3 separate regions of the Homo sapiens genome follow, and regions 1 and 3 are each linked to region 2. A link is an interaction called in ENCODE POLR2A ChIA-PET data of the cell type or tissue named here. Cell type or tissue: MCF 10A. All regions are shown on one strand. Links, peaks and the distances in the headings refer to the core of each region. The heading gives the core; the rest is flanking DNA.

Region 1 (10,571 bases), core at 1,536-9,535, 81 kb after region 2:
GTGAGATTTCACCTCTATAAAAAATTTTAAAAATAGCCAGGCATGGTGGCATACACCTGTAGTCTTGGCTACTTGGGAGGCTGAGGTGGGAAGATAACTTAAGCCCAGGAATTAGAGGCTGCAGTGAGCTGTGACCATGCCACTGCACTATAGCCTGAATGACAGAGCAAGACCTTGCCTCAAAAACAACTGAAAGAAAATGAAAATATAACATATCAAACTTTGTAGGACAGCTAAACCAGTACTGAGAGAAACATTTATAGTAGTAAATACATCAGAAAAGAGGGACAGTCTCTAATCAATAATCTAAGTTCCCATTCCTAGAAAAGAGGGAAAAACAACAAAGAAGCCAAAAGCCAATAAGCAGAAGTAAGGAAACAATAAAGAGCAGAAATCAATGAAATTGAAAACAGCAAAACAACAGAAAAAAACCAATGAAACAAGTAACTGGTTCTTTGAAAAGATTAGTAACATCGACAAATCTCTTACAAGACTGACAAATAAAAAGAGGACACAAATGACCAATATCAGGAATGAAACAGGATATCAATACAGACCCTTCAAATATCAAGAAGATTCTGTTCCTTTTCTTGAAGTTGAAAAAGAAATTTAAAAAATGACTATCAAAAATAAGGGAATACTATAAATAACACTACACACATTTGACAACTTAGATGAAATAAACCACTTCTAGAAGAACACAAACTACCATTACTCACCCAATATGAAACAGATAATTAGAAAAGCCCTATGGCTAATAAGGAAATCTAATTAATAAATAAAAACCTTGTGAAAAACTAACCTCTAAGCCCAAATGATTTTGCTGGAAAATTCTATAAAGTATTTGAAGAAGAGTTAACACCAATTCTATTTACTGTCTTTTGGAAAATAGGAGAAACACTTCTCAATTCATTTTATGAAGCCAGAATTACCCTGATACCAAAAGCAAAGATAGTACAAAAAAAGAAAATGACCAATATCCCTCATCAATATGGATGCAAAATATATAAAGAGACAGATACAAAGACATATAAAGAGAATTATATACCATGATCAAATGGTGTTTATTCCACTAATCCAAGGCTGGTTGAATAATCAAAACTCAATCAATACAATCCACGACATTAGCATTAAATCGTCTACCACGACATTAGCATTAAATCATCTACATTAAAGAATAAAAATCGGCCGGGGGTGGTGGCTCATGTCTGTAATCCCAGAACTTTGGGAGGGTGAGGTGGGCAGATCACCTGAGGTCGGGAGTTCTAGACCAGCCTAGCCAACATGGTGAAACCCCCACCTCTACTAAAAGTAGAAAAATTAGCTGGGCGTGGTGGTGCACACTGGTAGCCCCCTGCTACTTGGGAGGCTGAGGTGGGAGAATTGCTTGAACCTGGGAGGTGGAGGTTGCAGTGAGCTGAGATTGCACCACTGCACTCCAGACTGGGTGACAGAGCAAGAATCAGTCTCAAAAAATAATAATAATAATAATAAATCACAAGATCATATCAATGCAGGAAAAACATCTGACAAAATTCAATATACATTCATAATTAAAACTATCAGAAAAAATATGAATACAGAGGAACTTCCTCAGCTTGATAAAGAGCATTTACAAAAAATCTACAGTTAACATTATACTTAATGATGAAAGACTCAGTGCTTTTACCCTTAGATCAGGAACAGGGCATAAGGCTATCCACTCTTACCTCTCTTATTCAGTACGGTGCTAAAAGTTGTAGCTACTGTAATAAGGCAAGAAAAGGAAATAAAAGGCACACAGATTGGGAAGGATGAAATAACTTCCTATTTTCAGATGACATGACTGTCTATATAGAAAATCCTAAGGAATCTACAAAAAAAAAAAAAAAGCCCTAGAATGAGTTCATCGGGATCTCAGAATGCAACATAAACACTAAAATCAATTATATTTCTATATACTACCAATGAATATGTGGACACCAAGGTTAAAAAAGAAAATAATAGTTAAGTGTAAATATAACAAAACATATACACAATGTATATGCTGAAAACTACAAAAAGCTGATTAAAAAAATCAGTGATCCAAATAAATGAGGAGACATACTATGTGCATGGATTGGAAGACAACATGGTAAAAATGTATTTTCTCCCTAAATGGATCTATAGGTTTAAGCCAATTCCTATCAAAATGGCAGTAAGGTATATGTAGACATAGATATGCTTATCCTCAAATTTATATGGAGAAGGAAAAGGCCCTTGAATAGTTAAAACAATTTTGTAAATGAAAAATAAAGTTTAGTAGCTACAGTAATCAAGACACTGTGGTATCGATGGAAAAACAGACACACAAAGGAAAATAACTGAAAATCCAGATATAGACCCACACCAATAAGTCCAACTGATTTTTGGCAAAAGTACAAAAGCAATTCAATGAAGGAAAGACAGAGTTTTCAGCTAATGGCACCAGAACAACTGGACATCTACACACAAAAATATAAAATGAACAATAAAAGAATCTTGATCTAAACGTCTTATACAGAAATTTACACAAAATGGATGATAGATTTATATGTAAAACACAAAACTATAAAACCTTTAGAAAAATGTATAGGAGAACATTTTGGGGATCTAGGGCTAAGGAAAGAGTTCTTAGACTTCATACCAAAAGCACAATCCATAAAAGGAAAATTAATAAACTGGATGTCATCAAGCTTAAAAACTTAGGGCATAGAAGCTGAGGTAGGAAACGAGGGGGAAAAAAGATTAAAAACTTCTGCTCTGCAAAAGATCCTATTAGCCAAAGAATGGAAACAATCCATTCCAATGAAGAGGTCCTTCAACAGGTGAATGGTTAAAAACAATCATAGTACATCCACACCATGGAATACTACTCAGCAATAAAAAGGAACAAACTATTGATTCACACCAACAACCTGCATGAATCTCTAAGAAAATTATGCTGATTGAAAAATGCCAATCCCCAAAGGTTACATACTGTGATTCTACATTTATAATATTCCTGAAATGACAATTTCAGAAATGGAGAACAAAATAGTGGTTGCCAGGGAATACAAGTAGTGGCTGGGATGGGAGGGAAGTAGATATGGTCATAAAAGGGCAACAGGAGGAATCCTCGTGGTGATGGATGTCTAGAGTCTTACTTTATCAATTTAGTGTAGTGGTGTGATGTTGTACTATAGCTTTTCAAGATGTTACCACTGGGGAAGCTGGCCAAAGGGCACAGAACTGTTATTTGTCACAAGTGCATATGGATCTATAATAATCTCAAAATTAAAAGTGTAATTAAAAAGTAGAGTTTCACAGATATTAGAAGGATGATAAAAAAGATAACTGCTTAGAGAAGCCAGAGTGTAAAGAAGAGACTGGCCACCAGGGTGGATGACAACAGGCTGATGATCCCCCAGCATTTCGACTCTGGATTCCTCAAATGTGTTTTGCCCAACCGAGGGTCACTAAGAGTTCTCAGTAAGTTTTTATTAATACTTCAGTTGGCCTTCAAACATAAAACATTTTGGAAATCTTGCCCAAAATGCCCAGGAAGCAGAATCTGGAAGAATCCAGAGTCCAGTCAAAGCCTCAGCACAGAATGTGGAGGACAGGACAAGCCACCATGCAGAGCTGAACATGGCTTCATGTGCCCAGCTGGCTATGGCAGCAGCTAAAGGTGAATTATGCTGAAGATGGCAGCTCACAGTGAAGCGATGAAGCACACGTGAAGATGAAAAGTGCTCTTTGAAACACAAATGAACAGAAACAAAACGATACCATATAAGTAGCTCTACTTATTGGTTAATAATTAAAGGAAGGGAAAAACACATTTCAGAACAATTAACAAACTTAAAAACACGTGACAGAAGTTGCGTCAACTTTCCCCATATTGCATGCTAGGAAAAGTTGCACATCCTATTCAAATGAAGTCCTCAACTCTGAAAAGGTGAAAAGCTCATTATTTTCATACCTCCTACTGTTAGCATTCGAAGTCGTTCCTTGAAAACTGCAAGATCTGAGAGGCAGAGTGGGGTATCATGGGTGAGCGCAGAAGGAAAAAGACAGGTGAGAGTTAGTTTAAAAAAGACCCAAACACCAAAACCCTACACCATTACCACAGTAACAGGTAGCACAGACACCATCACAGGGACACACACACACATCAAGGGAGAAGTGGGTGGGTTACATGGTCAGGGGGTCAATTTTATTAAACATGGAAATGATTCATAGAACAGCTGGAATAAGGTGAATCAGAAGGAGGGGAGGTTAGCACCCTGACGATGGAAAGCCATCAGGCAGCGTCATTTGAGAGCTCCTCATCTCCTTAGCTTCAAGAAGTGGCGGATAACAGCACTTTCCTGGGAAGTCACTACTTTGAGATGAAAATTGAGGAAAAGAAAATGAAAAAGCCTAATTTTTAGAGCAGATATTTCTCAGCACTAGATTCAGGTGGCAGACTACTCTAAACCGTAAGATTTTGAAGAATTCTAAAGAATGGAAGGATTCCTTGATCTCCCATTTCAAGAAGGCAAACTAGGAAAGAAGTGCTTGCTAGCTGAAAACAACCCAAGAGCCACAGCTGCATCTCCACAGCTGTACACTTCCTTCTACCTGTAAACTTTTCATCGGATTTCTACTATACATAACAGCTTTCTGAGCCACTGGTGAAATCAAGGCATTTATTTGGATACACAAAACATGCTCCTGACCCTTACTGTCTGGGCTTGTGGGCCTGGGGGATGGGGTCAGGAAGGTAGGCAGTAACACAGGCACACAGAGAAGCTGATGGTTGAGCACTCAGAGTGCTGTCACTGGGTATGCTCCCTGTACTGGGAGTGCAGAGAAAGGCCAGCAAGTGCTTCCTTTGAAGTCAGACTCAGACCCCAAGAAACAGGCCTGCTTCCTAGGGCTGTGACAGGGGCTAGTCTCCAGTCCTGGGCAAGCCACACTGTCTCCTTCCCCCAGGGAACAACAACCACTGAAGAACTCAGAGCCAAGTGGCTCTTAAGACAACAGAATATCTAAATGTCGATATTTTGCTTAAGGCAAGGATGAAGAATCTTAAATTTTCTCCTTCAATCTTCAAAACCAAGACATGAGACCATGTCAAGATGCCATAAGTGAGGTGTATGTTAGCTACCCTGGAGACTCCAGGTAAGGATCTACACAGGGGAGGGCCTCGAAAGGAACCTTAAATACTCATACCCATTTTTAAAAATCTAAAGGCAATGTGGTAAAATGTTTACATTCTTAGTACTGAGTATGTGAATGCTCTTTTATCTGTACTTTTTTATATTTTTAAAATAAAAGGCAAACAAAAGACACAAACCAAAGAAGAGGAGAGTTAAGAGAACAATAGAAGATATTCTGGTTGTCACAATTTACAGAAAGCACACAGATTTTCCAACACCTGAGTGCTTTGAAGCATTGTAAATTACTTCTTGAAGAGTGCAGGTGCTGTGAGGGAGGAGAGAGGGAGCGGATGGAGATTTGGCCACAGTACTTCCAAGTGAAGCACAGAAGCAGGAATGTGACGCTGGGAACTAGGGGACTCGGTTTACCAGTTTCTGGGTATCTCCAGTCAAAGAATCTTCTCAAATGTCAGATGTCTGCTTGGCCAGCTTCATTCTCCTTGAGGGTGACCATATCGCCCATGGCTTCAACCACCCTGGTTATGTTCTTAGCTTGGCCCCGCCCTCCCGAGTCACTTAGGAAACCTCGTCTCCAGCTCCTCGGTTATCTGTGGCACACAGCACGCTGCACATAGCAATCAATGCTTACTAAATGAACTGCTCTATATCACTCTGAAATTACAAAAGCTAATTAAACGTCAACTCTATTTTTAGCTTATTTTTCTCAGCCATCAAAGGAACAAACCGGAGAGCCCTGGAAGGTCAGGAGGATATGTGGAAACTTTGTCATGACTCGCTGTGCTGTTAATGACAGCAGGTTGTCAGAGAAAGGCAAGAACTAAGTAGTTGACATTTTGCCACATTTTTCAACTTTTAAATTGACTTTTTAACTATTTAACTCACGTTCATTTCCTAAAATGGTATTAGCAATTTGTAAACATCAATGGTAAATGGGAGAGAAGTTTCACACTTTCTTCCCATTTATTTATACAATTGGTTTTTAATTCTCTTTTAATTATGTTTAAATCTCACATTAAAGTACATCTCACGGAGCGTGGTGGCTCATGCCTATAATCCCAGCACTTTGGGAGACCAAAGCAGGTGGATCACTTGAGCTCAGGAGTTTGAGACCAGGCTGGACAACATGGTGAAACACCGTCTCTACTAAAAATACAAAAATTAACCAGGCATAGTGGCACATGCTTGTAATCCCAGTTATGTGGGAGGCTGAAGCAGGAGGATTGCTTGAACCTGGGAGGCAGAGGTTGCAGTGAGCTGAGATCCTGCCACTGCACTCCAGCCTGGGCAACAGAGCGAGACTCCGTCTCAAAAAAAAATAAAATAAAATAAAAATAAAAAAAAACAAATTTAATTAGGCCAGGCACAGTGGCTCACGCCTGTAATCCCAGCACTTTGTGAGGCCTAGGCAGGTGGATTACATGAGGTCAGGAGTTCGAGACCAGCCTGGCCAACATGGTAAAACCCTGTCTCTACTAAAAATACAAAAATTAGCCTGGTGTGGTGGCGCATGCCTGTAGTCTCAGCTACTCAGGAGGCTAAGGCAGGAGAATTGGTTGAATCTGGAAGGAGAGGTTGCAGTGAGTCGAGATCGTGCCACTGCATTCCAGCCTGGGCTACAGAAAGAGACTGTCTCAAAAAACAAAACAACAACAAAAAACCCAGTAAAGTACATCTCAATCATTTTTGTCACTGTGAAAAGTTATACTCAGAATTTATACCGAAACCACAGACAGTGGCATTTTTAAGTGGGAAACTAATTCGAATGCTACACTTGAAAGATAAAATTGGGCCAGGCGCAGTGGCTCACCTCTGTAATCCCAACACTTTGGGAGTCCGAGACGGGCGACTCACTTGAGGCCAGGAGTTCAAGGCCAGCCTGACCAACACAGTGAAACCCCTTCTCTACTAAAAATACAAAAATTAGCCGGGCATGGTGGTGCACATCTGTAATCCTGGCTACTTGAGAGGCTGAGGCACGAGAATCACTTGAACCTGGAGGTGGAGGTTGCAGTGAGCTGACATTGCACCACTGCACTCCAGCCTGGGCGACAGAGTAAGACTCTGTCTCAAAAAACAAAAATAATAATTAAAAAAAACCAAACAACAGCAAGAAAAAACTGAGGGCAAGAATTTCTAATTAAGCAGGAGTTTCTAACTGTTTCTAATTAGGCAAATGAGTGGGCCTCACTGTCTAGACCTTTCCATTGATAATACTCTGGTTCTAGTGTTTTGCAATATACACCCATATCTACCGTGGTACCCCAACTGATGACCCTTCTTCAAGAGCCAGTGGAAAAAGACTCCCTAGGAGCCCTCCTACCAGAAGACGTTGGGCTGCCACTACCTCCCACTCTGACTGGATCCATTCAGGGATATTATAACATGAGGTTGGTGCCTCATTCTCCAGATCTGCAAATTTGCTGTCAAGGAACCTCACTATGGAATGTGAGTGAAGAGAAATGTGTATTTAATACATGTCAGCTGGGCGCGGTGGCTCACTGCTGTAATTCTAGCACTCTGAAAGGCCAAGGCAGGAGGGTTGCTTGAGCCCAGGAGTCTGAGACGAGCCTGGGCAACATAATAAGACCCTGTCTCTATTTTAAAAATAAAATAAAATAAAAAAATAAAGTATCTCATGTTGGAACTCTCAACCCTCTTTCCCCAGGGAAATGAGGTTTATAGTATAGCCTGGCACAAATTAAGATGGGCATCTGGAGATTTACCTGGAAACTGGCCCCTAACTTTAACACTTCATTAAAAAGTTATCTCTGGCCAGGTGCGGTAGCTCACACATGTAATCCCAGCACTTTGGGAGGCTGAGGCGAGGGCATCACCTGAGGTCAGGAGTTCAAGACCAGCCTGGCCAATATGGTGAAACCCGGTCTCTACTAAAAATACAAAAAATTAGCTGGGCATGGTGGTGGGTGCCTGTAATCCCAGCTACTTGGGAGGCTGAGGCAGGAGAATTGCTTGAACCCGGGAGGCGGAGATTGCAGTGAAATGAGGTCGTGCCATTGCACTCCAGCCTGGGCAACAAGAGCGAAACTCCATCTCAAAAAAAAAAAACTTATCTCTGTTCCAGCCATCACCTGGCACAATTACGGAACATAATTCACACATAATTGAGAAACTGTTCTAAAATTAATTTTAAAAATTGTTAATGAAAATAATCACTAGGCTGGGCACGGTGGCTCACTCCTGTAATCCCAGCACTTTGGGAGGCGGAGGCAGGTGGAGTGCTTGAGCTCAGAGGAGTTTGAGAACAGCCTGGGCAACGTGGTGAAACCCTGTCTCTACTTAAATTTTAGAAATTTAATTAGGCTGGGTGTGGTGGCTCATGCCTGTAATCCCAGCACTTTGGGAGGCCAAGGCAGGTGGATCACCTGAGGTCAGGCGTACGAGATCAGCCTGGCAACATGGTGAAACATGGTCCCTACTAAAAATACAAAAATTAGCTGGACATGATGATGGGTGCCTGTAATCCCAGCTACTCAGGAGGTTGAGGCAGGAGAATCACTTGAACCCGGGAGGCGGAGAGTGCAGTGAGCCGAGATGGTGCCATTGCACTCCAGCCTGGGCAAAAGAGCAAAATTCCATCTCAAATAATAATAATAATAAACCACTGGCCCTACCATCTCAACAATATTTTTTACTGTATTCATAACAAGTTCTGTCATGCTACACTTGAAAGATAAAACTGAGGGCAAGAGTGTGTCCATAACATCTGATGGTAAATCCTGACACTCTGGCGCTACTGTGGAGTTCTGTGTCTGTACAGTCTCTCCTAACTGGTAAGAGTCTACTTGTTAATTATCTTTCCTTATTACTTCAGGGACCAGGAGAATTTCTGAGAAGTGAAGACAGGTGCCCTAAGCCAGGATTTCCCAAACTTTTCAAAAATGGTCATAAAAGGTCAACTCAGTGGAAACTATAGCATATATTCCACTTTATTAAAAAACTCAGAGTGGACAGAATTCCCTGCTTGCACTGCAGACCAAACTGGCCAACCACCCAGGTGCTCAGCTGGCAGACTGTTTTCAGGGCAGCATCATCAGTGCCCTTTGAGAATGAATGGCTTTGCCAACGGCTCCTGCCCTCCATCACTGCCCCCTACCTGGAGCTTTTCCAACAAAAGACAGAACAAGCTCTGACGGAAGCACCAAAGGCTATGTTCCAACATGGGTATGATCACTGCTGTGAGCCTGTTTCCCCAAGGAGAGGGAGAAACTGTGCCTGCATCCACAGGGAGGTGGGAAGGGCGGCTAAGCGGAGGCATGGCAAGAATCCTAGCTCTGGGGAAATAGTCATGTGACACAGTACACCACTACACAACAGTCCCTGACCCGTCTACACACTGGTCAGGTCACCAGGTTGCCATTCAGCCTATCCCCTTCTACTGCCTCATTCCTAAGCTGGCAAACAGTTCTCCTGGGCCCCAAACATCCCCCATACAGAGTCCTCACTTCTTAGTTTGCAAACTCCTGCACTAGATGCTACGCTGCTTCCTTATAATTTGGCTACAGGGCAGTCTTCACCACTAACTCCTGTGTGTTCCTGGTCTTTTTGCTTGACCTCTCAGTTTCTGAATTTATCTTATTATCAGAGAGTTTGGCAGCTACTCATCTCAAAAGATTGCTAGTAAGCCCACTTGGAGCATAGTTAAGGTCAAGGCACTACTTTAAGGAGTTTATTCAATTTTGAAACCACCTGAGGAGGTAGGTACCATCACCCCTGCCTTACAGATGAGGTGATGAGGCACAGAGAGGTTAAGCAACTAGCCCAAGGTCACACAGCTAGTAATAGTGGGCTGGGATTCCAATGCAGGGAGTGTGGCTCCAGAGTCCCGGCTCTCTGAGGTTCAAATGAGACGACGGGTCTTGAAGTGTTCTACAAACTGTCTAGCGGTCACATCTGACCTGCTGTTTTCTTGAAGACCTGCATACATCAAGGGTGAGAGTTCGAGACCAATTTTCCTACAGATACAAATGTTTTAACAAGTTTACGCGGTTTCCATTTTTTGTACCTGAAGACTAGTGGGATTTTTAGGTCACACTATTTCAAATCCACAGGATTAAAATGCACCTTCCTCTTGAAACGTGGAGACTACTCCCTGACTCTCTCTCTCAGTGGTTCCAAAGGGCTCCTGGCCAGAGATGTCAGAAGTTTTCCTCCTCAAAGGATTTCAGGAAGCTTTAGGGCCACTTCTGTATGTTTTAGTTTCTTGGTTTATAAAGTCCTCTTGTCCTCTCACCCTCACCATGATGTTGTTGCTGAATCTGGAACCACAAACCTCACAGAAATACTGAGGACACTATTCCAGAGTGAAATATATGGTAAGACCTTGTGATGGCCTGGGAAGAGATTCCCAGATTCTGGCCCTGCCTCGGCCACTAATGAGATGGGAAATTAGTGCGTATGTTGACAGTG
Region 2 (10,571 bases), core at 1,647-9,646:
GTGGGGTGGAGTTCAGTGAAATGTATGGAGACCATTGTTTTGGAGTAAGATCCTGCACTAGGCCCCAGTGGACCAGAGCAAACCAAAATGGAATCACTCATGCTAGGTACCACATCGCCCAACTGAACTTTGAAACGGGCCAGTTTTCCAAAAAACAGGAAATTCACAGCAACCAATCAGAAGGGTCCCTGTTTTCCTGAGCCGGCTTGACAAGAAAGTCCTCTTTGTTTTAACCCTGTAAGGAAAGTAATTTAAAATGACCCACCCCCTTTTTGTTCTCTATTTTTCTTTCCTCAGCCCTTTTCAACAAAACCAATCTCCTCCGCTCCTCTCATTGGAGTGCGTTTTCTAAATCCTTAGATGATATGCTGGCCAACTCATGAACCACTAATAAAAACCAATTTGAGGATGGCACAGTGGCTCACACCTGTAATCCCAACACTTTGGGAGGCCGAGGCGGGTGGGTGGATCACCTGAGGTCAGAGACCAACCTGACCAACATGGTGAAACCCCGTCTCTACTAAAAATACAAAATTAGCTGGGCACAGTGGCTCATGCCTGTAATCCCAGCACTTTGGGAGGTCGAGGTGGGTGGATCACTTGAGGCCAGGAGTTTGAGACCAGCCTGGGCAACATAGTGAAACCCCGTCTCTACTAAAAATACAAAAATTAGCCAGGCATGGTGGTGCGTGCCTGTAATCCCAGCTCCTTGGGAGGCTGAGGCAGGAGAATCGCTTAAACCCAGGAGGTAGAGGTTGCAGTGAACCGAAATTGCACCACGCACTCCAGCCTAGGCAACAGAGCGAGACTCTGTCTCAATAAAACACTTTTTAAAATCTTTATTTATTTATTTATTTATTTATTTATTTATTTATTTATTTTTGAGACGGAGTTTCACTCTTGTTGCCCAGGCTGTAGTGCAATGGTGTGATCTCGGCTCACTGCAACCTCTGCTTCCCGGGTTCAAGCTATTCTCCTGCTTCGGCCTCCCAAGTAGCTGAGACTACAGGTGTTCACCACCATGCCCAGCGGATTTTGTATTTTTAGTAGAGACGGGGTTTCACCATGTTGGCCAGGCTGGTCTTGAACTCCTGACCTCAAGTGATCCTCCTGCCTCTGCCTCCCAAAGTGTTGGGATTACAGGCGTGAGCCACTGTGCCCAGCCGAATTTGATTTTTAAACTAAACTAAATGTGCTGAAATTTGTTTAACAGTGGGTAGAGAGGCTGCAGATGTCTAAAATCACATTGTTGAAATGGTGACTTGAGCAGATGTGGCGGGGGAGAGAGCTGAAAACAGGCTGGGTGGCTATGGCCATTCTCCCTGCCATCTTACTGGGCAGCTGAGCAGAGGTGGGGGTGGGACAGCTGCCAACAGCTGTCTCTTCATAAGAGTCTACTTTGCCATGGGTGAGGTCTGGAGAGAAAGGGGCAGGGCTGGTCTGACAGTGCTGGTGCCTTCCCAGCAGGGTGACTTGCCCTGGAGCAGGCAGCAGAGCCGGGTGGGAGTGGATGGTCACTTTACACCAGGGTGCCTGCCATAGTTTTGTCTTCTTTACTGCAAGGATCATGGAGATCTTCTCAGAGTTATGTATGAAAAAGCCTTCCTCTCTGCTTCTTCATATCTGCTCAGATAGCTCTACCTTCTGAGAGCTTCTGCTGTCCTGGAACTTTGGCTCTAAGTGGCCCACCCGGTCCTGTTGGTCAAATTCCCTATTCAATTTTCTTACCTTCGCTCTCCTGCTAGCTGGCTCAACCTTTTCATACTTCTTAAAGTTCTAGGAGAATCTGCCCGGTGCGGTGGCTCATGCCTGTAATCCCAGCACTTTGGGAGGCCGAGGCGGGCGGATCATGAGGTCAAGAGATCGAGACCATCCTGGGCAACATGGTGAAACCCCGTCTCTACTAAAAATACAAAAATTAGCTGGGTGTGGTAGCACGTGCCTGTAGTCCCAGCTACTCGGGAGGCTGAGGCAGGAGAATAGCTTGAACCCGGGAGGCAGAGGTTGCAGTGAGCCGAGATCTCACCATCGCACTCCGCCTCAGAAAAAAAAAAAGAATCGGTGGCTGGCCACCCTGCGAGTTGAGATCTCGACACAGAGTAGTGAAGAGGGGAGGGTCAAAGAGCGGGCACTGGACATGGGGAGCAGGGGTTAATGTGCATGCCCACGGTGCAGGGTCAGAGGTCAGGAGGGGTGAAGTGAAGGTGGCACCAGACACCTATGTCCTGTCACCTGGGCCTAGGACCAGTGTGGTGGCTGCAGCTGATCTCCTGCTGCTTCTCCCGTCCACCTTCACTTCCTAGCACAGATTCCAAAAGCCTGGTCACCCTGCCGCTCCTCACTCAGAGTACAGCAGCAGCCAGGGCTCACTGAGCCAGTCATAGCCTCACAGGGTCCACCAGGACCCCGGGCTCCTCTGAAGCTCTGTCCCAGGCTGTACCCTAGGTCCTACGCAGGCTTTACCACAGGTCCTACTCCAAGCCCACCTCAGGCCCCACCCATGCCCCACTCCAGGACTTGTCCAGCCTGCACCCAGGCTCCACCACAGGCCTGGCCCCAGACTGTCACAAAAACAATACCTATTTATTGTAAAACATAAAAATATGTAAGACCGGCTCGGCGCGGTGGCTCACGCCTATAATCCCAGCAGTTTGGAAGGCCGAGGCGGGTGGATCACCTGAGGTGAGGAGTTCGAGACCAGCCTGGCTAACATGGTAAAATCCTGTTTCTACTCAAAATACAAAAAATTAGCCAGGGGTGGTGGCGCGTGCTTGTAATCCCAGCTACTCGGGAAGCTGAGGTGGGAGAATCGCTTGAACCTGGGAGGTGGAGGTTGCAGTGAGTCAAGATTGCGCCATTGCACTCCAGCTTGGGCAACAAGAGGGAAACTCCGTCTCAAAAAAAAAAAAAAAAAAAAAAAAAAGTAAGACCAGGTGCTGTGGCTCATGCCTGTAATCTCAGTACTTTGGGAGGCTGACATGGGTAGCCCAGGAGTTCGAGACCAGCCTGGATACCATAGCAAGACCCCATTTCTACAAAAAAATTAAAAATTAGCCACCACAGGCATGGTGGCATATGCCTGTGGCCCCAGCTACTCAGGAGGCTGAGGTGGGAGGATTGCTTGAGCCCAGGAGGTCATCTGCCATGAGCTGTGATTGCATCACTGCCTGGGCAACAGAGTGAGACCTTGTCTCTGAAAAACAAAACAGAAAGCTAAAGTAAAGAGAATTAAATAAAATTTACTGTAATCCTGTCTCCCAGAAAAAAAAAAACTACTACTTTTAGCGTATTGATGTTCTTCTGCTATTCCACATACAACATTCCAGCAGCACTGGCCCCCACTGCATGTGTTTATACAGATGGAACTGGGTCAGCTCCACCATCCATGCTCCCTCCACCCAGGGTCACCACGCCACTTCCCCCTGGCTCCTTGGCATTCTTGGGGAGCTTGCAGGAGCTACATCAGCCTGACAGGCACAGTCTTGTGAAGGACCCTCCACACTTCTCTCTCTGCCTCTGTCTCCCAGTTGCCCATGACCAGCAGGCCCCTGGCTGTGGCCCCAGCTGACATGTCCATGCCATGGGCACCATATTCAGATACTTCCGAGTTTCTTTTTTTTGAGATGGAGTCTTGCTCTGTCACCCAGGCTGGAGTGCAATGGCACAGTCTAGGCTCACTGCTACCTCTGCCTCCTGGGTTCAAGCGATTCTTCTGCCTCAGACTCCTGAGTAGCTGGGACTACAGGCATGTGCCACACACCCGGCTAATTTTTGTATTTTTAGTAGAGACGAAGTTTCACCATTTTGGCCAGGCTGGTCTCAAACCCCTGACCTCATGATCCACCCGCCTCGGCCTCCCAAAGTGCTGGGATTACAGGCATGAGCCACCGCGCCGAGTTTCTGAACCCCAAGTCAGGCAAGGTGCCGACATCTGCAAAGTGAGGACAAAAATCAGCTATGCCCCAAACTCTGCTGGCTGGTCACAGGAGGGATAAATTTCAACCCATTCTCCTCTAGCTGCCTTTGGGCCCTTCTAGCCGCTGGGCTCCTATGCCCAAGACCTGACAGGGTCTGCACCCCAGAACTTCCTGTGGGCCAGCAGCTCTCATGGGCTAAGTTGGTGCAGGTGGGCAGGGAGGAGAGAAGGGGTAGTGTCCAGAGGAACTCAGTCCCCCACAACTCCCAACACACATGCATAATGCTCTAACAGAGGTGAGATTCTAAGGTGGAAGTTGTGTTGCCTGTTTTCCAGTTAGCATTTGTATTATTTTCTAAGTGTCTCCTTCCAAGCCCTGTTAACCCCCACCCATGTCCATACCCAGACACCAGCAGCCCATGGTTGTGTAGGCCCTGCTGCCTAGTTTCAGTTGATCTTCCTGACCCCTGACCTCAGATGGACCCTAGGTGCTGGCAGGTTGGACTGATTCCTTCCCAGTCAATGCACCCTGCGCTTCCAGACACAGACCACAATTTCTCACCTCCTTGGCTCACTCTTCACAGACGACCTTCCTCCTGAGTCCACTGAGCCCATAAAAGTGATGGGAGAGAGCCTCAACAGGTGCCTCTTCCCAGGACCCCACCCAGCTGCCTCTGGACTGGGCTCAGCCTGCTCTGGTGCTCCTCCCTACTCCAGGCCCCTGATCTTCTGTACCCACTACTGAGCCACATCCAAGCACTTCGCAACACCCAATCAATGCTGCCCTTGCTCCAGCCCTTGCCAGCCCTCTCTTTTTGCTCTTTCTCTTTTTTTTTTTTTAATTTTTATTTTTTGAGACAGGGTCTCTTTGTAGCCCAGGCTGGAGTGCAGTGGTGTGAACGCAGAGCCCTCTGCAGCCTCAATCTCCCTGGTTGAAGTGATCCTACCACCTCAGCCTCTGAAATAGCTGGGACTACAGATACGTGCCACCATGCCCAGCTAATTTTTGTACTTTTTGTGGAGATGGGGTCTCCCTGTGTGCCTAGGCTGGTCTCAAACTCCTGGGCTCAAGTGATCCACCCATCTCTGCCTCCCAGAGCACTGGGATTACAAGGGTGAGCCACTACCATCAGCCTCTTTTTGCTCTTAATAACAGTCTATTCGAGCTATAAATTCACATTTATACAATTCACCTGGGGTGGGTGTGGTGGCTCACGCCTGTAATTCCAGCACTTTGGGAGGCTGAGGTGGGCAAATCACGAGGTCAAGAGTTCGAGACCAGCCTGGCCAACATGATGAAACCCCGTCTCTACTAAGAATACAAAAATTAGCTAGGTGTGGTGGCACACGCCTGTAATCCCAGCTACTTGGGAGGCTGAGGCAGGAGAACTGCTTGAACCCTGAAGGTGGAGGTTGTAGTGAGCCGAGATTGCGCCACTGCCCTCCAGCCTGGGCAACAGAGCAAGACGCCATCTCAAAAAAAAAAAAAAATTCACCTATATAAAGTATACAATTCAACAGTGTTATGTATATGAACATAATCAATTTTAGAGCATTTTTATCACTGTCAGAAGAGATCCTATATCCATTAGATGTCATTCCGCATTACCTCCTCCCCAGCCCCTGGCAACCAATAATCTACTTTTTGTTCCTATGGTTTGCCTATTCTGGACATTTAATATATACGGAATAATAAAATATGTGATCTTTTGTATCTGGCTTCTTTCACTGAGCATAATGCTTTCATGGTTTATTCATGTTGTAGCATGTATCAGCACTTTATTCCTTTTCATTGCTGAATAATATTCCATCATAGGGATACACCACATTCTGTTTATCTGTTCATGAGTTGATGGACATTTTGGTTATTTCAGCTTTTTGGCTACTATGAATAATGCAGCTATGAACATTCATGTATAAGTCTCTGTGTGGACATGCTTTCACTTCTCTGGGTACATACTTGTAAGTGGAATTAATGGGTTTAATGGTAACTCTATGTTTAAACTTGGAGAAACTACCAGATGATCTTCCTGTTCTCCAAAGCAGCTGTACTATTTGACATTCCCACCAGCAGTGTATGAGGGTTCCAGCTTCTCTACATCCTGTGTCTTTTTATTAGTCATTCTAGTAGGTGTGACGTGGCATCTCATTGTGGTTTTCGTTGGCATTTCCCTAATGATTCATGATGTTGAGAATCTTTTCACATACTTACTGCCATTTGTATATCTTCCTTGGAGAAATGACTATTCAGATCCTTTACCCGTTCTTAAATTGGATTTCTTTTCAAGAGGATGAGGGTCTCCCTGTGTTGCCCAGGCTGGTGTCTAACACCTGGGCTCAAGTGATCCTCTTGCCTCAGCCTCCTGAGTAGCTGGGACTAGAGGCACACGCCACTGCTCCCAACTTGGAATTCTTTGTATATTCTGGACACAAGTCCCTTATCAGATATAATTTGTAAACATTTTCTCCTATTCTGTGGATTGTCCTTTCACTTATTTTTTTTTCCTTTTTTTTTTTTTTTTTGAGATGGAGTCTTGCTCTGTTGCCCAGGCTGGAGTGCAGTGGCATGAATTACAGGCGCCCGCCACCACGCCTGGCTAATTTTTGTATTTTTAGTAGAGACGGGGTTTCACCATGTTGGTCAGGCTGGTCTCGAACTCCTGACCTCGTGATCTGCCCACCTCAGCCTCCCAATGTGCTAGGATTACAGGCGTGAGCCACTGCGTCCAGCCTATGTCTGGACTTTCAATTCTATTCCATTGATTTATGTATCTCTCCTTATGCCGGTACCTCACTGATCTGATTACTGTAGCTTTGTAGTAAGTTAAAATTGGGGCCCAGGTTCCATGGCTCATACATATAATCCCAGTGCTGTAGGAGACTGAGGATTGAGGATCCCTTGAGGCCAAGAGTTCAAGACCAGCATGGGCAACTCATCAAGATCCTGTCTATACAAAAGAATTTTTTTTTTTTTTGAGATGGAGTTTTGCTCTTGTTGCCCAGGCTGGATTGCAGTGGTATGATCTTGGCTCACTGCAACCACTGCCTCCTGGGTTCAAGCAATTCTCCCTCCTCAGCCTCCTGAGTAGCTGAATTATAGGCTCCCGCCCCCATGCCTGGCTAATTTTTGTATTTTTAGTAGAGACAGGCTTTCGCCACGTTGGCCAGGCTGGCCTGGAACTCCTGAACTCAGGTGATCTGCCATCCTCGGCCTCCCAAAGTGCTGGGATTACAGGTGTGAGCCACTACACCTAGCCAAAAAATATATTTTGTTAATTAGCTGGGCTTGGTGGCATGCACCTGTAGCCCTAGCTATTCAGGAGGCTGAAATGGGAGGATTGCTTTAGCTCAGGAGTTTGAGGGTGCAGTGAGCTATAATTGCACCACTGCACTCCAGCTTGGGAGAGAGATCCTGTCTGTAAAAACAAAACAAACAAGGAAAGGAGAAAGGAAGGGGGAAAGGAAAGGTGAGGGGAGGGAAGAGTAAGGGAGGGGAAGGGAGGAGAGGGGAGTGGAGGGGGAAGGGGAAGGAAGAGGAAAGGATGGGAAGGGAGGGGAGGGGAAGGGAGGGGAGGGAGAGGGAGTGGAAGGAAGGGGAAGGGAGGGGAGGGAAGGGAAGGGAATTGGGAAGTGTGAGTTTTCCAACTTTGCTGTCTTTTTTTCAAGGTTGTTTTGGCTATTCTGGGTCACTTGAATTTTTTTATAACTTTATGTCTAATTGACAAATAATAATTGTATATCATTATAGGGTAAAAGGTATTATTATATGTATACACTGTGGAATGATTAAATCAAGTTAACTAGGTCAGGAGCAGTGACTCATGCCTGTAATCCCAGAACTTTGGGAGGCCAAAGCGGGTGAATCACTTGAGGCCAGGAGTTTGAGACCAGCCTGGCTAAAATGGCAAAACTCCGTCACTACTAAAAATACAAAAATTAGCCGGGCACTATGGCTCACACCTGTAATCCTAGCACTTTGAGAGGCAGAGGCGGGTGGATCACCTGAGGTCAGGAGTTCAAGGCCAGTCTGGCCAACATGGCGAAACCCCATCTGTACTAAAAATACAAAAATTGGCCAGACGTGGTGGCTCACACCTGTAATCCCAGCACTTTGGGAGGCCAAGGTGGGTGGATCACCTGAGGTCAGGAGTTTGAGACCAACCTGACCAATATGGTGAAATCCTGTCTCTACTAAAAATGCAAAAATTAGCTGGGCATGGTGGTGGGCAGTCCCAGCTACTCCAGAGACTGAGACAGGAGAATTGCTTGAACCCGGGAGGTGGAGGTTGCAGCAAGCCAAGATCGTGCCACTGCACTCCAGACTAGGCAACAGGGTGAGATTCCTTCTCAAAAAAAAAAAAAAAAAATTAGCTGGACGTGGTGGCACATGGCTGTAATCTTAGCTACTCAGGAGGCTGAGGCAGGAGAATGGCTTGAACCCGGGAGGCAGAGGTTGCAGTGAGCTGAGATCGTGCCACTGCACTCCAGCCTGGGTGAAAGAGCGAGACTGTGTCTCAAAAAAAAAAAAAAAAACCCACAAAAATTAGTCAGCTGTGGTGGCGCATGCCTTAATCCCAGCTACTCAGGTGGCTGAGACATAAGAATCGCTTGAACCTGGGAAGTGGAGGCCGCAGTGAGCTTCTATATGATTGCACCCCTGTACTCCAGCCTGGGTGACAGAGCAAGTCTCTGTCTCAAAAAAAAAAAAGAAAAGAAAAAAAGTTAACTTATATATCTACCTATCTGTCACCTCATATACTTATTTCTTTGTGGAAAGAACATCTAAGATGGACTCTTTAAGCAATTTTGGAATATACAATCCATTATTATTAACTATAGTCACCATGCTATGCAGTAGATCACTAGAACTTATTTCTCCTAACTGAAACTTTGCATGTACCCTTAGACCAACCCTTTCCCCATCCACCACCTCCTGCCTCCTCCTGCCTCCTCCTGCATCTGGTAACCACCATTCAACTCTCTACTTCTATAATTCTGTTTTTTTGTGATGGAGTCTCACTCTGTTGCCCAGGCTGGAGTGCAGTGGCAAAATCTCGACTCACTGCAACCTCCACCTCCTGGGTTCAAGCGATTCTTCTGCCTCAGCCTCCTCAGTAGCTGGGATTACAGGATTGTGTCACCATGCCCGGCTAATTTTTGTATTTTTAGTAGAGACGGGGTTTCACTATGTTGGCCAGGCTGGTCTTGAACTCCTGACCTTAAGTGATCCACCTGCCTCGGCCTCCTAAAGTGCTGGGTTTACAGGTGTGAGCCACCACACCCAGCCAGTATCCTGCACACTTGAAACTTTACTAAATTTGTTTAGCAGTTCTAACAGGTTTTTTCAAAGTCTTTAGGGTATTCATGTTATCGGCAAACAAAGACACATTAAATTCTTCCTTTCTATTTTACTTCTTTTTTCTTGCCTAATTGCTCTGGTAGGACTTGCAGTACTATATTGAATAGAAGTGGTGAGAGTGGGCTGGCGCAGTGGCTGACACTTGTAATCCCAGAACTTTGGGAGGCCGAGGCAGGCGGATCACCTGAGGTCAGGGGTTGAGACCAGCCTGACCAACATGGAGAAACCCAGTCTCTACTAAAAATAAAAAATACAAAATTAGCCAGGGTGTGGTGGCGCATGCCTGTAATCCCAGCTACTCGGGAGGCTGAGGCAGGAGAACCGCTTGAACCTGGGAGGTGGACGTCGTGGTGAGCCGAGACCGAGATCACACCATTGCACTCCAGCCTGTGCAACAAGAGGGAAAATATGTCTCAAAAAAAAAAAAAAAAGAAGTTGTGAGAGTGGGCATCCTTGTCTTTTTCCTGATCTTAGAGGAAAAGCTTTTAACTTTTCACTGTTGAATATGATTTTAGCTGCTGTGGGCTTGTGTTATATGGCCTTTATTGTGTTGAGGAACATTACCTCTATATCTAATTTGTTAGGAGTTTTTATCATAAAAGGAGGTTGAGTTTTGTCAAATTTTGAACTTTCTTTCTTTCTTTCTCTCTCTCTCTCTTTTTTGATGGGGTCTCGCTCTGTTTCCTAGGCTGGAGTGCAGTGGCACGATCTCCAACCTCCGCCTCCTGGGTTCAAGCAATTCTTCTGCCTGAGCCTCCTGAGTACCTGGGACTACAGGCATGTGTCACCACACCCGGCTAATTTTTGTATTTTCAGTAGAGACGGGGTTTCACCATATTGGCCAGTCTGGTCTCAAACTCCTGACCTCGTGATCCACCTGCCTCAGCCTCCCAAAGTGCTGGGATTACAGGCGTGAGCCACCGTGCTCAGCTGAAACCTTGAATTTTCATACGAATTTTAGGGTCAGCTTGTCAATTTCCACAAAAAAAAAATCTGAGATTTTGGTAGGGATTGTATTGACTCTGTAGATCAATTTGGGGAGTAATGTCATCTTATTTATATTAAGTCTTCCAATCCATGGACATGGGATATCTTGCCATTTATTTAGATGTTTTTTTATTTCTTTAACAATAGTTTATAGTTTTCAGAGTGTAAGTTTTGCACTTTTTGGATAAACTTATTCCTAAGCATTTTATTCATTTTGATGCTATTAAAAATGGAATGTTGGCTGGGCTCGGTGGCTCACATCTGTAATCCCAGCACTTTGGGAGTCTCACGTGGGCAGATCACAAGGTT
Region 3 (10,540 bases), core at 2,541-10,540, 57 kb after region 2:
TGAGGTGGGGGGACTGCATGAGCCCAGGAGTTGGAGGCTGCAGTGAGCTATGATCACACCACTGCACTTCAGCCTGGGCAACAGAGCAAGACCCCGTCTCAAAGGAAAAAAAAAAAGAAAGCAGGGTGTCAAAGAGATATATGGACAGACATGTTCATAGCATCATAGCAGCATTATTCATAACAGGAAAATGTGGAAGTAACCCAAGTATCCACTGATGAATGAATAAGCAAAATGTGATATATTTTACTTATAGAGTGGAATATTATTCAGCCTTAAAAAGGTAGGAAACTCTAACACATGCTATAACGTGGATGGACCTTGAGGACATTCTGCTAAGTGAAATAGCCCAGGCACAAAAAGACAAATACTATGATTCCATTTATATGAAGTCCTTAGAGTACTCAAAATCATAGAGACAGAAAGTAGAGTGGATAGTTGCCAGGGGCTGGGGGTCAGGGAAGCAAGGACTCGGAGTTCATGTTGAATGGGTATGGAATTTCTGTTGGAGACGAAACAGTTTTGGAGATGGGTGGTGGTGATGGTTGCACAATATTATGAATGTATTTAATACCACTAAACTGTTCACTTAAAAATAGTTAACAATGTAAATTTTATGTATATTTTACCCTAGTAAAAAAACAGAAAAAAGGCCAGGAGCGGTGGCTCATGCCTGTAATCCCAGCACTTTAGGAGGCTGAAGCAGGCGGATCATGAGGTCAGGAGTTCATGACCACCCTGACCAATATGGTGAAATCCCATCTCTACTAAAAATACAAAAATTAGCCAGGTGTGGTGGCACGTGCCTGTAATCCCAGCTACTTGGGAGACAGACAGGAGAATCGCTTGAACCTGGGAGGTGGAGGTTGCAGTGAGCCAAGATCACGCCACTGCACTCCAGCCTGGGTGACAGAGCAAGACTCTGTTTCAAAAAAAAAAATAGAAAAAAACTCAGTTCAGTAGTGAGGTTGGTTTTTTTTAGACATCTCTGTTCCCTTGGTACAGGGAACTTTTCAGGTTTTCTAACACTATTCTTTCAAAGAAAGCAGATCAAATACTGACTCTTATCATTTCCTCTAGTAAGCTATTCAATCTCTCTGCTCCTCAATTTTCACTTCTGTAAAATGGGAATAGTACCACTCACTGCATGGGTAACTACCCTACAAATTAAGTTAATATACATAAAGTACCTAATTCAGCATCTGGGACACAGTAGGCAGTAAGTGGTAGCTTTTACCATATTGTGTGTTATATTTGCACTGGATAATGTTCTTACCCTCTCTTAGTATTTGACCTCTTAAATTTTGAGCTCTTTAGTATTTGCTACTTAGTGAGCATATTTACTTATTTAAATTTAAATTTTTCCCTCTCTCTACTTCTTGCTGAGACAGCTGCATGTGTTTCTCTGTCCTCCTCTAATCAATTCTAAACTATAACAAATCATCTTTATAACCAACCAGTATCTCATCACTTCCTTGCGTCAGTCTCTCCAATGGCCTCCCAATGCCATTGGGAGCTTTCCTCAGGCGCTGGCTGATGGCAGTTCTCTCTTGCACTAACGATGAGCTGCGATGGCCTTGTCCACTCCTTCAGACACTAGGACCTCTCTCCTGACTTGATCTGATGCTCCCCAATATTTGCCTACCTGACCTTGAAGTTTCCATTTAAATGTCAAATCCTCAGTGACTTGTCTGCTGACTAACCCAGTATCTTGCAGAACACCTCCCACACCCACTTCATGGCACTGTCTATGAGCCCCCTGACCCTGCACTAAACTATAAGGTCTGTGATGATAGGGAGCACACCGGTGCTCTGCCTGGTACCTAGGAGAGTGCCTAGAGTTAAAAGGCACTAGAATATCTGTTATGGAAACTTCACACGCATCGATGAGGGGAACCCTTAGCTACGGCTGGTGGAAGAATCTAACAGGTGATATGTATCAGGCCTGTGCAGAAATATTCATGAGAATGTTCATCACAGCCTTACTGAAAATAAAAAATGAGAATCCTAAGAGTCCATTTTATGAAACAAGTTATAAGATATTTCTATTAAAATTATTTTAAAAGGGTACGTAATGATATGAGCAAATATGTGGTAAATAAGAGTGGATATAAAGCTGTGTACATGGAACCCAGTTTCTTAAAGAAAGAGAACGTCCCCATGCACAGGCCATCTGTATGCCTGTGGAACCAGAAGAAAATATTCTTGTCGGGCATGGTGGATCACACCTACAATCCCAGTGCTTTGGGAGACCAAGATGGGAGGATCACTTGAAGCCAGGAGTTCAAGAGCAGCCTCGGTAACAGAGTGACATCCCGCCTCTACACAAAATAAAAAAAAATTAGTCAGGAGTGGTGGTGCACGTCTATAGTCCTTGCTACTCGGGAGGCTGAGGCAGGAAGATGCTTGAGTCCATGAGTTCAAGGCTGCAATGAGCTATCATCATGCCCCTACACTCCAGCGTGAGCTATGGGGCAAGACTGGTCTCAAACAAACAAACAAAAATCTAAAACAATAATGCCATCTTAAAAATAATGTATTAAAATCTATTTTTTTCTTTTTTATTTATTTATTTACTTATTTATTTTGAGACAGAGTCTTGCTCTGTCATCCAGGCTGGAGTGCAGTGGCGTGATCTCAGCTCACTGTGAGCTCCACCTCCCGGGTTCACGCCATTCTCCTGCCTCAGCCTCCCAAGTAGCTGGGACTATAGGTGCCCGCCACCACACCCGCCTAATTTTTTTGTATTTTTAGTAGAGACGGGGTTTCACTGTGGTAGCCAGGATGGTCTCGATCTCTTGACCTCATGATCCGTCTGCCTCGGCCGCCCAAAGTGCTGGGATTACAGGTGTGAGCCACCACGCCCAGCCTATTTATTTTTTTCAAGACAGGGTCTCACTCTGTTGCCCAGACTAGAGTGCAGTGGCATAATCATGGCTCACTGCAGCCTCGACCTCCCAGGTTCAAGTGATCCTCCTATCTCAAACCCCCAAGTAGCTAGGACCACAGGCATGCACCACCATGCCTAATTTTTTTAATTTTTTTTTTAGACAGACTCCTGCTCTGTCGCCCAGGCTTAGTGGTGTGATCTTGGCTCACGGTAACCTCCGCCTCAAGGGTTTCAAGTGATTCTTGTGCCTCAGCCTCCCAAGCAGCTGGGATTACAAGTGCGCGCCACCAAGCAGGTAGCTTTGTATTTTTAGTAGAGATGAGGTTTCTCCATGTTGGCCAGGCTGGTCTCGAACTCCTGGCCTCAAGTGATCTGCCCACCTTGGCCTCCCAAAGTGCTGGGATTACATTTGTGGGCCACCATGCCCGGTGCTAACTTTTTTTCTTTTCTTTTTTTTTTTTGAAATGGAGTTTCGCTCTTGTTGTCCAGGCTGGAATGCAATGGCGCAATCTTGGCTCACTGTAACCTTCACCTCTCGGGTTCAAGCAATTCTCCTGCCTCAGCCTTCCAAGCAGCTGGGATCACAGGCATGTGATCCCATGGCTAATTTTGTATTTTTAGCAGAGACGGGGTTTCACCACATTGGCCAGGCTTGAACTCCTGACCTCAGGTGATCCACCTGCCTCGGCCTCCCAAAGTGCTGGGATTACAGGACTGAGCCACTGCACCCGGCCACCCAGTGCTAATTTTTCAATTTTTTTGCAGAGAAAGGGGGTCTCACTATATTGCCCAGACTGGTCTCAAACTCATGGGCTGAAGCAATCCTCCTGCCTTGGCTTCCCAAAGTGCTACGATTACAGGCGTGAGCCACTGCACCTGGTTTTTAATAACAGATGTATTTTTATAATCAGAAAACAGTGAACGTCCTAAATGACTCAGAGATGTCATTCTAAGTAAGACTGATGTGAGCAGCAAAGCCGCAGGCTGGTGTGAGGTACCTGGTTGTTGACGACCACGTGCACGGTGCCATGAGTTGTGTAGGATGGCAGGTCGCTGAGGTGGAAGGTCTCGTACACAATGCCCTGGCCAGCAAATGCAGCATCCCCATGCAACAGGATGGACATGACCTGTAAACACCAAAGGAGACCCCAAATCCAGAATGTTCTGATTGCCAAGTCCACAAGGTAAACAGAGGAAATGCATCATTTGTTTTTCAAAAAATAACGTTTTGAGATAATTTCAAACATAGAAAGTAGCAGGAAAGTCCACAGGGCCCCAAATCCCCAACATGCTAGCACCTTGGTATATCTGCTCAACACCAACACACCCTGCCATCATCATCTGTTCTCAGCACTGAAAGAGCTGTAGACCTGATGCATTGCTAGGACACTCTCCAACATGACTACCCGGACCCTCTGTTCCGGGAGGGCAGCACTAGCTTAGCCATTGGCCCCAGACCCCACATGGGAGGGCAGCATCACTTGCCAGGTCTCTTTGGCTCCTCCAACCAGGAGCAGCTCCTCATCCTTCTTGTCTTTGCACCCTTGACAGACCTTGGGTCCCCACTTGGGAAGGACATACTGCATCAGGTCAGGTTAACTCTGCTCACCTGGGAGGCTGCTGTCTGCTATCCTCCCTTTCACTCACCATTGTTTTCCTTGGCAATGAGTATAGTGGTAGTATTTTGTGAGAAGAAACTTTACATCCTGTTCCTCCTCAAACCTCCACCCCAGCCTCAGCAGTATTGACAACTGCGTCTGAACCAGCCCCTTGGGTGGTTGATGGATGGCAAACACCAGTTTCGATTACTCCTAAATTTATTAGTTGGCATTCTCTGCAAGGAAGAGCTTTCCCTTCTCCCTTGTTTATTTACTCGTGTTAGTATGTACTCATGGTTCCTATTTTATTCGACAGGTTGCATTAATATTGTTAGTTATTTTAATGCTCACACTGTTCCAGGTTGATAGGGAGAGCAGCTCTGTCCAGCTGCCTCCCTTTCCTGTGAACAGGGACAGGTCTCTTTCATTCATGAGCACCTCCTTGCTTCCTGACCAACAGAACATTGTAGCTTCCATGTTGTACTGTCCCTGTCCAGCCCTGGACAATATCAGCTGTTTCTCTAAGAAGCCAGCTTCCTCCAGTAGAGGATGGGATTTAAGACCAGTATTTGTGTGCTCATCACTGCCAGGATATCATCATTTCTAGGCCCATTCCGCATACATCTAAAAAATACATGTGTGCATATGCAGGCGCACATATACATGGCTATTTCTGTGTGTGTGTGTGTGTGTGTGTGTGTGTGTGTGTATGCAATAAAACTATGAGTTTGTATTGATACCTCCAAATTTTAATCCAACACTTTCTAGGCCACCTCCTTCCACACCTATAAATATCTCCTACAACTGCAAGACACTCCATCCTCACTGCCTTTGATATGTTTACTCATTTGCTCAGTGTCCCCAATGCCACAATCATGTAAGCCCACCACCTCTACTCCTTGGATACACAGCCTATACCTCTTTAAAACCCTTGTATTAGTCAGAGCTCTCCAGAGAGACAGAACTGAGAGGGTGAAGAGGAAGAGGGAGAGAGAGAATGATTTTCTTTCTTTCTTTTCTTCTTTTTCTTTTTTTTTGAGGCAGGGTCTCACTCTTTCACCCAGGCTGGAGTGCAGTGGCACGATCTCAGCTCACTGCAACCTCTGCCTCCCAAGCTCAAGTGATTTTCCCACCTCAGTCACACAAGTAGCAGGGAATACAAGTACATGCCACCATGCCTGGCTAATTTTGGCATTTTTTTGTAGACACGAGGTTTCACCATGTTGGTCATGCTGGTCTCAAACTCCTGGGTTCAAGCACTCCTCTTGCCTCAGCCTCCCAAAGTGCTGGGATTACAGGCATGAGTCATCGTGCCTGGCCGAGAAAGATGGGTTTTTAAGGAATCAGGCTGGCAAGTGCAAAGTCTGCAGGGCGGGCTGGCAGGCTGGAGACCCACAGCAGAGCTGATGTTGCAGCTTAAGTGTGAAGGCTGTCTGGAGGCAGAATTCCTTCTTTTCTGGGAACCTCAGTTTTTTCTCGAAGGCCTTGAACTGACTGGATGAAACCCACTCACATTGTGCAAGGTCTTCTACTTTACTCAAAATCTACTGGTTTAAACGTTAATCTTATCTTTACAAAATGCCATCTAGATGGGTGTTTAGCAAAAAAAACCTGGACGCTGTGGCTAGCCAAGGTGATATACAACACACCCTCTCCTGCTGTGTCCTCAGCCTACGGGCCTACTGACCTGCACCTCCCTGAGTTCTTGTGATTACCCTGGTCCTCAGCGCTGTGCTGAGTCATCCTTGGTTAAGACCCATGATTTGTGTGTCAGGGACAAAACCTAGAATTTTTAAAAACAGAACTGCAGGTGTCCTGCCTTTTGGTGGATGTGGCAGGTGCTCACTAGGATAGCAGCATGTGGACGTAAGGATCTGGTTTGCTTACGGGGCCCCCTTGGAGGTGTGCAGCTTTGCTACGATGCCCAGGCTGCCTGAGTGTAAAAGCCATTGGTTTTGAGTCACTGACATTTCATGCTTTCCTGATCCCGATAGTGTGTTGTTTCTTCCCGCAGATACTTTTCTGTCCAGTCTGTCTTCTGCTGACAGGGCACCTGTAGTCAGTCTTCCTCTTGTCATGGTATTTGCTCTTGATCATCCTGGTGATGTTGTACTGCGACTACCATGCCATACTGCACTGTGGTAACTGTCTGCTGAAATCACAGCCAGGACACATGGGGAATCTCCTTGTGTCTGGCAGCCTGAGCCATACCTCTGGCAGGAGCGGGTTCTCCCTTTGCAGCAGGTTGCATTGCTGCACTGAGGAAATGCTTTCATGAACAAAGATCCCAAAGGCCATATTAGCACTGAGCCAAATCAGGTCTGTTTCACAATCATGCATGAGGTTATGGGATGACCTCAGCTGCACTTACAGAAAGTATGTAATTCTTCACGAAAAATGCTGAGAGTTACATAACACACACTCCAGCTCCCTGAGTTTCTGGATTTAATAGAAATCAAATCATGTCCTATGGGTGTCAAGAGGAGTAAGAAGAACAGGCAGATGGCTGAGCCTGCAATGACCCCACACTGACCCTGCTGGGGACATGTGAGGGCTTGAGGCAAGGTGACGAGGAGGCTCAGAAAGAGGGCCTGGCAGCTATCCACATTGGGGCAAGGGCAAACTTGTGACAACAAGGTTTGTGTAGACTGGAAAACAAAGGGACTGACAGTTCGGACTCAGCTGCATGCAGACTTATGAGCAAATCAGGGACTAACCAGCCTCTCCTGTCCTGGCATCTCATGAAGGGACCAATCAGTGTGACCATCTGTAGCAGTTTAAAATATACTCTATTGCTTTTACTCTAATGATTTCATTCCTTTTTGGGAAATTTCCAGCATTATGAGGTGAGTACTGCTAGAGTGGATTTCTGTCCACAATCTATGAATGTGGGAATCACCCAAAGTTTTCGGTAATCTCATTCCACTACTCAGCCCAAATGCCTGGGCGAGTGTCCTAGCCAAGGAGGGTGCAAATACCAGAGGCACTGGTCATCACAATGCTGATCTCCCCATGCCGATCTCACCTTAGCCCAGGCCATCCCAGACACCCAGTGTTGTTACTGCCTGCGGGGGCTGCAGGTTCCCCAGAGCTAAGGCCTCTTTGCATCTAGTTGAAGTTTCTGTGGCACTGTCCTGGCCCATGAGCTTGAAGCCATGGAATGACCTCTGCGTCCCTGTGGGTCATACTCGTTCTTTACAGTGAGCATTGATCGATGCGGGAATCACTTCCCCAGCCCAGGCTCCATTACCTATGATGACAGTTTCCCTTCCTCTAACACTGTAAGCATGACAGTAGTAGATTTACAGTATTTAAAATTATAGAGCCTGGTAAAGTAATAATTGGTTCCACTTCTTTTTTTTTTTTTTTTCCTTTGAGAAGGAGTCTCCCTCTGTCACCCAGGCTGGAGTGCAGTGGCGTGATCTCAGCTCACTGCAACCTCCGCCTCCCAGGTTCAAGCAATTCTCCTGCCTCAGCCTCCTGAGTAGCTGAGACTACAGGCGTGTGCCACCATGCCCGGCTAATTTTTTTTTTGTATTTTTAGTAGAGATGGGGTTTCACTGTGTTAGCCAGGATGGTCTCGAACTCCTGACCTCAGGTGATCCACCCGCCTCAGCCTCCCAAAGTGCTGGGATTACAGGCGTGAGCCACCGCACCTGGCCAATTGGTTCCACTTCTAACATAGACCTGACTTCTTTCCAGGGCACAACTAGGAGGCCGGCCCCTCCCTGCTCTGTGTCCCCAATTCCCCCTACATCTTTGCTCTTACCTTTCATCTCCAGAAAACATTCTTCCCTTCCCACCTCCCTAAATCCTGCCACTTCTCAAATAAAATGACAACTACCTGCTCTGCTACTAAGGGGTGTGCCTTCTATCCTTGGTCCAACTCTAGCCCACACCCCTGCACACCTCTTCCAAAGCTCTTCACGGCTAACTCCAGTTTCCTATCATGCCGTGTATGTGCTATTTGCTTCTTTACACACGACCTTTTTTCTAAAAAGAACAGGAGGCTCTGGAGAGAAAAGTGGTGATGCCTTCTTTATATGTTTCCCAGAACCCATACATAAGACATTACAAATATTTGATTTTTTTTCTGATTATTTGGTTTTTAGGTCATCATTAATAGGAAATATAAAATTTGTCAGACAAGATTCTATCTTGAAGTTAAATAAGGGCAAATTGTTACAATCTGTTGAGACTATTTCTACACAAGCAGGCAGGCGAGTCAACCCCCAACACTCAGTCACATGACCAGAAATGGTGAAGCAGGACCCCACCTGCCTGCAGTCTGTGCCCTCCTCCGTCTCCTACCAGCCCGTGAACTCCCGCCTCTAATCACAGCAAGCATGACTCTCCTGACAAGTCTCAGTTCTACAATTTCTCCTTCAGGCTCACCTACACTTTTTCCTTACAGAGACTCTCAGACTCCCCTCCTTTTCAGTGAAAACATCTCTGTCCATTCAGAATAACTGCAACCTGGCTCCTTAACAGATTTGGTGAAGACAAAAGCAAACTTCCCACATAGTTCTGACAATTACAACTTCAGGAAAAGGAACACTGTAAGCAGGACTGTTTTACTATTGCTATTCTTTAAAAGTTGATTTTAAATATATATATATATATATATATATATACACACACACACACATACATACATATACATATATTTTTTATTTATTTATTTTTTTCTTTGAGACAGAGTTTCGCTCTTGTTGGCCCAGGCTGGAGTGCAATGGCGTAATCTCGGCTCACTGCAACCTCCACCTCCCGGGTTCAAGCGATTCTCCTGCCTCAGCCTCCTGAGTAGCTGGGATTACAGGCGCGCGCCACCACGCCCAGCTAATTTTGTATTTTTAGTAGAGATGGAGTTTCTCCATGTTGGTCAGGCTGGTCTCCAACTCCCGAACTCAGGTGATCTGCCCACCTCGGCCTCCCAAAGTGCTGGGATTACAGGCGTGAGACACTGCGCCCGGCCGACTTTAAATATTTTTTTAAAGTCTAGATGCACCCAGGGCTCTGGGTTATGTTGGTGAGCGGAACTCCATGCTGGAACATGGGGCCTTGACGATCTGCCTTGCACGCCTCTCTCTGGGCCTTACCTTTTTCCCTTCAGTGTCGCCACAGTAAAACTGTTCGGCTTTGGTCTTGCCCATCACCACGGGGTCAGCGGCCTCAAGGTGGGAAGGGTTGGCCACCAAGGACAAGGTAATGTTCCTGTCGGTGACACGATTGATCCTGCGGTGATACATGCCCAGGTGGTACTTCACATCTCCGGAGCCCTGATGGGGTAAACAGTGAATTTGCACCCTGGCCAAGGAGATGCTCAGTCTCCAAAAGAGCCCTTTTATACGGGAATTTTTTTTTTTTTTTTGAGATGGAGTTTCGCTCTTGTTGCCCAGGTTGGAGTGCAATGGCGCGATCTCGGCTCACTGCAACCTCCACTTTCTGGGTTCAAGCGATTCTCCTGCCTCAGCCTCCCGAGTAGCTGGGATTACAGGCATGCGCCACCACGCCCGGCTAATTTTGTATTTTTAGTAGAGATGGGGTTTCTCCATGTTGGTCAGGCTGGTCTCAAACTCTCGACCTCACGTGATCCGCCTGCCTCAGCCTCCCAAAGTGTTGGGGTTACGGATGTGAGCCACCATGCCCAGCCTTATATGGGATTTCTACTCCCAGGAACCCAACGCAGAAGGATATGGAGGCCTTTTCCCAGGATCATTCCCATCCAGGGCATAAGGAGAACGTCCCTCAGCCAGAGGGGACACACCCCTGCACTCAGAGTGGGGCTGCTGGACCTCTGACCAGGAGGTGGGCCACTGGCCACCTTTGTCCCAACACTAAAATTCTCCCAACAAGGAAGGCAAATCACAAATGGTACAGAAGAACCAACCCCCCGTAAGTCATTCTAAGAAAGAAGTGGAGCCAGGGGTCTTGTGTAAGTTGGGGCTATGCTGGATGTGTCTCTATGCAGGTGCCTCACCTCATCAGCTGCCTCCAGCTTTGAATCGAATTGACAGAAGATCTGTTCCAGCTCCTTCCTGATGACATTTGC

Evidence for each region. Peaks named below come from ENCODE experiments on the same cell type or tissue, not always from the same donor. Only the 100,000 strongest peaks of a DNase experiment are listed, where the experiment ranks them.
Region 1: POLR2A ChIA-PET joins it to region 2 with 5 read pairs; 6 of 35 experiments call an interaction of 5 or more read pairs at or near these places.
Region 3: POLR2A ChIA-PET joins it to region 2 with 5 read pairs; 3 of 35 experiments call an interaction of 5 or more read pairs at or near these places.

The regions. Positions count from the first base shown.
Region 1 is chr7:44,649,753-44,660,323 of GRCh38, reverse strand. All of the region lies in intron 4 of OGDH (oxoglutarate dehydrogenase), which reads right to left. Among named protein-coding and RNA genes, the nearest start is that of OGDH, 48 kb to the right of the region's middle. In MCF 10A, for the core only: no CTCF peak of the experiment used is centred there; no DNase peak of the experiment used is centred there.
Region 2 is chr7:44,731,098-44,741,668 of GRCh38, reverse strand. No RefSeq gene overlaps it. Among named protein-coding and RNA genes, the nearest start is that of ZMIZ2, 12 kb to the left of the region's middle. RefSeq lists enhancers at 3,023-3,102, 3,153-3,232. In MCF 10A, for the core only: no CTCF peak of the experiment used is centred there; DNase peaks (open chromatin) are centred at 6,048 and 7,748.
Region 3 is chr7:44,675,197-44,685,736 of GRCh38, reverse strand. It overlaps OGDH (oxoglutarate dehydrogenase), which reads right to left. Exons shown (of 23, transcript NM_002541.4): 8 at 10,469-10,540; 9 at 9,588-9,767; 10 at 3,889-4,017. Among named protein-coding and RNA genes, the nearest start is that of ZMIZ2, 68 kb to the left of the region's middle. RefSeq lists a silencer at 7,378-7,591. In MCF 10A, for the core only: no CTCF peak of the experiment used is centred there; DNase peaks (open chromatin) are centred at 5,806, 6,216 and 6,806.